Linked DNA regions of Homo sapiens: region 1 is linked to region 2. The links are chromatin contacts, found by Hi-C or POLR2A ChIA-PET in ENCODE. All regions are on one chromosome and are shown on one strand. The core of a region is the stretch at or near the end of the contact, and the rest is flanking DNA. Distances in the headings are between cores, read along the strand shown.

Evidence for each region. A loop is a pair of places that touch in the nucleus more often than their neighbours do. ChIA-PET counts read pairs that join two places held with the same protein, here RNA polymerase II (POLR2A). Pooled maps may share reads with other maps.
Region 1: a loop to region 2 is called in a pooled map of gastrocnemius medialis, with 1.9 times the contacts of the local background. The contact joins the promoter of RBM41 here to the promoter of RIPPLY1 in region 2. A Hi-C loop is called at or near these places in 4 of 168 maps with a recorded cell type or tissue (CD4-positive, alpha-beta memory T cell, IMR-90, PC-9 and 1 more) and 9 of 50 pooled maps. POLR2A ChIA-PET finds 5 or more read pairs at or near these places in 1 of 52 experiments (A673).

What each region holds. Positions count from the first base shown.
Region 1 is chrX:107,117,572-107,120,945 of GRCh38, reverse strand. RBM41 (RNA binding motif protein 41) reads left to right here and starts at 2,124. Exons shown (of 8, transcript NM_001324242.2): 1 at 2,124-2,180. The coding sequence starts at 2,173. RefSeq lists enhancers at 2,171-2,360, 2,741-2,820.
Region 2 is chrX:106,901,614-106,904,713 of GRCh38, reverse strand. RIPPLY1 (ripply transcriptional repressor 1) reads left to right here and starts at 1,373. Exons shown (of 4, transcript NM_138382.3): 1 at 1,373-1,581; 2 at 2,499-2,574. The coding sequence starts at 1,427. It also overlaps a transcript of CLDN2 not described here.

The DNA.
Region 1 (3,374 bases), core at 875-3,374, 220 kb before region 2:
ACAGTTATTTGCATGTGACAGGTCTTAGGTAGCTCACCATGACATTTTCAATCTGATAGAAGTTCTCAGGACAGGAAATTCTACAATGTTTTTCAGTAGCTGCTTTTTGGTCCTTTGCTCTAACTTGAGCATGGAAATACAAAGCAGTTTGGATAAGTCTAAATCTACTGATTAACATTTGACTATTTACTCATAGATTACCACTCAATCATGGAATAACTTTAAAACCATACCTTTGTATGTGCTTGACAGTCACCCTATACTTAGGAGGTATCCTCATTTTACAGATGAGAAAACTGGCCTAGACCAGTTAAGAAACTTACTGAAACCCACATGGTCTAGTAACTTACCAGAGCAAAAATTCAAGTCCAGATTGCCTCTAAAACCCTGTCGTGCTATACTGTCAACTGAGAAGTGAGATTCAAATCCAAGTAGTGTGCCCCGCCCCCCACCATTACCTACAATCTTTTCTTCTTTGGCTTCTTGAGATGTAAGAGGGTTTCTCTTTAATTAAAAAAGTATTGACTAGGTAATGTAGTCATGGGTTCAAAATTCAAAGGGCACAAAAAGATACGTGAAGAATTTTTTCTGCCCTTGTCCCTCAGCCATCCAGTTCCCCTACCTGGAGGCATTCACTCATCATTTGTCTGTAAGTTCTCCCAAACATATTTTGTGCATATACAAGCAAACACACATATATATGTTTTTAAGTGACTAGAGCTCCCCTTTTTATGCAAATAGAAGCATAGTATACATATCGTTCTGCACCTTGCTATTGCACTAACTATATTTTGGAGATTGTTTAGTAGCAGTTCATAGAGAACTTTGTCATCTTGGTAACTGCTGCATAGTTTTTCATTGAATGATACATTTTCATAGTATGTTCTTGGATATTTTCATTTCTGTTTTCATAAACAATGTTGCAAGGAATGATAGTAGGTTAGAGGATATATAGTATTGAGGATTCTATTCATAACTGAATTGCTGCTTTAAAGGGAATGTACATTTATGATTTTAGTAGTATCCTCATTTGCCCCCAATAGATGTTGTACCAATTTATATTCCTACCACTAGTGTATTGAGAGCGCCCGTTTCCCCACAATCTCAATAAAACAAGTGTGTTATCAAACTTTTGGATCTTTCCCAATCTGTTAGGTGAAAAATGGTAGTTTAATGTACTTTTAAAAATAAACTTTAAGTTCTAGAACAGTTTTAGATACAGAAAGGTTGCATAGTACAAAGTTCCACATACGTACAACTCAGTTTCCCTTGCATAACTCTGATACATTTGTCACAGCTAACGAACCTTGTTATTAGCTAAAGAGCATAGTTTGTTCACATTTCCTTAGTTTTTACCTCATGTCTTTTTTTCTTTTCCAGGATCCCATCCAAGATACTGCATTACTTTAGTCATCATGACTCCTTTGGTTCCTTTTGGCTGTGACAGATTCTTGTGTTTTTGATGACCTTGCTAGTTTTAAGGAGTACTGGTAGTCAGTGTACTTTAAAATTTGTGAGATTGGACATCTTTTCATACACTTAAAGACATTTGCATTTCCATTTCTGGAAACTAAGAGCCTATGCTTTTAACCACTATACTATACCTCTTTCTTGATTCACCATAATTATCAATAAAACATATGTGGGCCTGAACATACACAGACTTCTGATTCTGAGTGGAGAAAACTCTCAAGTCTCTGTTACAGATAGAGGAGAACCATTAGTACAGGTGATATAGTCAGACTCGTGTCTGATGACTCTGGCTACATCGTGAAGGATGAAGCAGAGGCTCGACTGGAAACGGTAGGTAGGCTGGATAAATCCTTGAAAGAAAAGCAGTGTTGATAAGTTCAAAGGAAATTACAGAAGAGCCAGGAATTAGTGGTAATGGATGAGAGAATCAAGAAGTCAAAGGTGACTCGTTTTATGAGCTGGATATTTTGGGTCTTCTTTTGAACCTAAATGAGAAATTCAAAATAAATATTTGGACAATGTTCAGCATACCTGTCACTTGAGATCTACTTTCTCTTTCTGTTGCCATAGCTCTGTGCTACTACAATTCCCAGAGCCCCATGCTCCATCACAATACCCTTAGAAGTCCGCCGCGCGGAGTTCTGGGACTTGAGGTCCGCGGCCTATTTACCCAAGTTGGAGGTAGGGGCCTGTGGAAACATGAAGAGGTAAGGACTTGTCTGAAGAGCAGGCGGCAAGGGGAGCTTTGTTCTACCTTTTCTTTTGAAAATGGCTTCCATTGCTTTCTGGTTTGGGTATTGCACGTTCTCAGGATGCGGTTTCGTGGGAGCGGGAACACGACAAAGGAGACGGGAGGAGGGGAGACGGGCTGAACAGGCCTGCAGAGCGAAGTTCAGGAAGGGCTGCCACCGGGGCCGGCTGCTGTGGGAATGCCCTCCCGGCACGGGCCCCGGGAGCTGGCCGGGTGCTGCGGCTTCGTCGTTTCACCCGGACCCAGCTGGGCAAAAGGGTTTGAGGCTGACAAATTCCCGGCGCCGGAGATGTAGGTACCTCGGGCCAGCCCCTCGCCGTTCTCCCCTACCTCCACCTCCACCTGAGAAAGGCTCGGGGCGGGCGCATTTATTTGCAACGTCTGTGTGTTAAAGACTACTTGCTTGGGCCCCGAAACCATGTAGCGCTTTCGAATCTTAAAGTAAGGGAGCGGTACTTTGTTTCTAAATGTGGAAGGACAGCACCAAAGCGGTTCGATTTATGGGGTGGGGGGAGGGGAGGTGGAAGGCATTGCTGGGCTCAGTTCCCCTTACTTGTCCTGAGGTAAATGGCCGCTTGAGCCTAAATGGCCTGAGCCTCCTAACTATTGACGGGCTTAAATTAATTTTAGATTCACTCTGCAAGTAGAATCATCACTCTGGAATAGTGCAGTGCATTTAAAATTCTTACTGATATGCTTTCCTGCACTGTCAGTTCCTTGCATCTTTTAAAAAACCGTTTATGACTTTGCCTGCCTGAAACTAACCTTTAATATTTTTTTATGATATCTCCTCCATGCGAAATAATGTATAATGTATATATACAGCTTAAAGAATAATAAAGGTTCGCATCCACTACAAGCTTAAGAAATAGGACATTGCCAGTCCCTTAGAAGTCTACTGTGTCTCTTCCCTCCCTTCGTTCCCCCCTGAGGTGACCACTATCCGGAATTTTGTGTTATTAATTCCCTTGCTTTTAAAAAAGCAAATAGTTTCTAGTACATATGAATTTATCCCTAAACAAAATGTTCCTAGTCATGTATTTGAAGTATTCCTGATACTTCATGCTGGCGTTTCTATTGTAAAAGCTACTAGACTCAATGTGGCTAAAACAATACTGACTTTCCCTTTCCCAAATCATTTATTCCATCT
Region 2 (3,100 bases), core at 124-2,623:
AAGTTGTTTTCAATTTTCCTTTGCTGAAAAGAACATAGTGGGACTAGAATTGGAAGTGGGGTGAAGATGGGGGGTAGGTGAACAGAGAAATGAGGAGCCCTTAAATTAGTCATGCTATCTTACCATCTGATTTTTTTTTCCATTTTCTGTGTTGAAAAATTATACTTCCCAGAACATGATTGTGAGCACCTGCTTGGCATTCAGTTGCAAGGATTTGCCCTAATTAATGTAACTGGTTTCCTATTATTGGACATTGAAGTTGTTTCTAATTTTTGACCATTACAAACCAGACTGTGATGAACATCCAAGAAGCTAAATCTGTGCTGGGGCTGGACACTGAGGTCAGGAGGAATATTTTCGAGACCTCTGAAGCATAAGGTCCCTGCCAGTAGTTGTAACTAGAAGCTTTCTGGCAAAGGCCCAGAAGGCTGGCTAAGGCCGAGGACTGTGCTCAGGCCTCTGGGCTTGCCCGGGTTCAGTACCCATTTATGTAGCCCCTGTCAGAGAGTGTTCAGGCTGGCATGGTCCTATGAGACCACTGGGCCAGCACCCTCATCTCTTACATGAGGGAACTGAGGCCTGGGGCTGGGGCTGGTCCTTCGGCAGCTCTGTAGTCGGGCAGAACTTTGCCTCTCCCCAGCACCCTGGCTTCTGAACTGGAAGCTAAGCTCTGAGGTTTGGAATCTCACCCAGAGGCCCTGTGAAATCCTGCCTGCTCTCCTTCACTGGACCACTTACTGCTGAGGCTGGAGGGGGCACTTTGACAAATGAACTGATCAGTAAGGGGCTGAGGGGCATTGAAAGAAGACTTAAGGTTTACCCAACAAGCATCTGGGCCTGCTCTGCCCAGAATGCCCCTTTTTTCCCTAACCCAGATGATATGCTTAATGGCAGTCACCCTACATTCAGGTCCACCTGGCAAATCTATCTGAGGTTGAGCTGAAATAACAAGTGAGTCCCTCACTCTCCTTAAAGGGGTCAGCTGTCTCTTCTTGCCAGGAACTGGCTTAGTTAAAGGCCTGTCTATTCAGCCCTCTGTCCCTGACATCTCTGTGGTTTCAGAGTGCTAATGAGCTCCTCTCCTTCCCCTCTCAGGCCTTGCTACTCCCTGGGGAATTCACACAAATGGTGTGCGATTTGCCCCTTCTGTGTTTTTCTTTCTGACTTGGAGGCAAAGCAAATCCCTCACCTCCCACTGACACCATGTTTATTCAACTGGGAGAGATTTCACACCCAGGTAACCCAGCTTTCCCTCCCTGAGCCCCTTCCCTAAATCTTTATCCCCCTCCCAAGTCATCCCACCCCTGTCCTCCCTGAATAATTTATAAGACCAGGCAGGGCTTATAAAAGGGTCTCCCAGGAAAAGCCAAAAGAGTGCAGAAGGTTCTGGGAAGTAGGAGACCCCACTGGCTTTGGTCCCCTAAGAATGGACTCTGCTGCCTGTGCTGCTGCTGCCACCCCTGTTCCAGCCCTGGCTTTGGCCCTAGCTCCAGACCTAGCACAAGCCCCACTGGCACTCCCTGGCCTGTTAAGCCCATCTTGCCTTCTCTCCTCTGGACAAGAAGTAAATGGGAGTGAAAGGTAAGTTGAGCTTAGCCTTTGGCAACCTGAACTTAGGCTTGAGAGCTTCCTGAGAGAGGAAGGAAAATGAGATGTCCAGGGCACCCTGTTCTCTGTGAAGGGGAAAAGCAATGGCCTCATAGCCCTCCCTCCTCAACTCTAGCTGGAATATCTCATCTGACTTTTCACCTCACTAATCCCGCTGGGTGGCAAGAGGGGACTTGGGGACAGCTGTTGCCAAAGCTGAAGGTGAAGCAGCCAGGTCCTCATAGGCCAGGTGGCTGAGTCCCCTGAGGGGGATGGGGAACTGCCATGAAACCTGGGCTTAACACAATCTAGACTGTGGGGGTGGGGAGTTTGGGGAAAGAGGACCAAAGTCTAAAGAGGCCCTTGACTGGGACATTGTCTTTTTCCTGACCACGCCATAAGATTTCCATTTGCTTTTTTCCTACCTCTGCAAGTCCAGTGGGGAAGCAGTGGACCCAGGAACATTTCTGGCCCTCTTCTTCAGCCCAGGAAGATGGTAGAGCTCTGAGTTCTACATCTTGGAGCAGGAAGTAGGAGGCAAGATATTTTCCATCTAGCCCCCACTCATTACTCCAAACATTTAGTCTTCAACAAACATTTACTGAAACAGCTACTGTGTACCAGACATTGTACTAGGTGTTGAGGATTCAGATACGATTGAGCATATCTTTGAGCTTAAGAAGCCCAAAGACAAGTAAATAGACAATTACAAAACAGCATGATAAAAGCAATAATAACATTGCTGAAGCCGAGAGGAGGGACATCTGTCCTGGAATGGGCTCAGGAGCCTTAGGAAAGGCTTCCTGGAGCAGATGGCACCTGAGCCAAGCTTTTGGGAGGTCTCTTGTTATCTCAGGGAGCCCACCTTTCAGTCTCTTCCTCTACGGATTGATCTCTCCTCTTTGTCCCAGAGGAACTTGTCTCTGGAGGCCCTGGCTGTCTTCCACAAATGACTCCCCAAGGCAGATGAGGAAGCTGGTGGATTTGGTGAGTTCGAGCCCTTGTGACGTGTGTTCACATGCAGCCACATGCATTAACAGTGACCAGGTCACTTCCCAGAGAGCCCCTGACCTCAGTCCAAAGGTGCAGATCTGAGATAGCATCCTCACAGTTTTGCCAACATTTGATTCCAACAGAGAGCAGATCCAAGCTTTCTGTGGCAATTGGAAAGATGAGGAGACCAAAGCTCAGAGTGGGCAAGGGATCTGGGCAGGCCCCACAGCCAGTGTGTGGCAGTGCTGGTGCTTGAGGCCTCGTCTCCTGGCACCTTACTCCAGTGCTCTCCCACCCACCCGATCTCCCTGAATCTTTGCTGCTCCAGTAGAACACTGTCCCCTGGAGAGCCTCCAAACAGGTGCTGGAACAGAGGCAGGGAAGCAAACAACCCGCAGGACTCTGTCTGCTTGTTTTTCAACCAGAACCAAGAGAGACCCCTTGTTGAGGGGTGGGTATTGGGGGTTGCTGGGTCCCAGAGATGTCTAAGGTCTCTTCAAGATCATTTTACCTGCAGCTT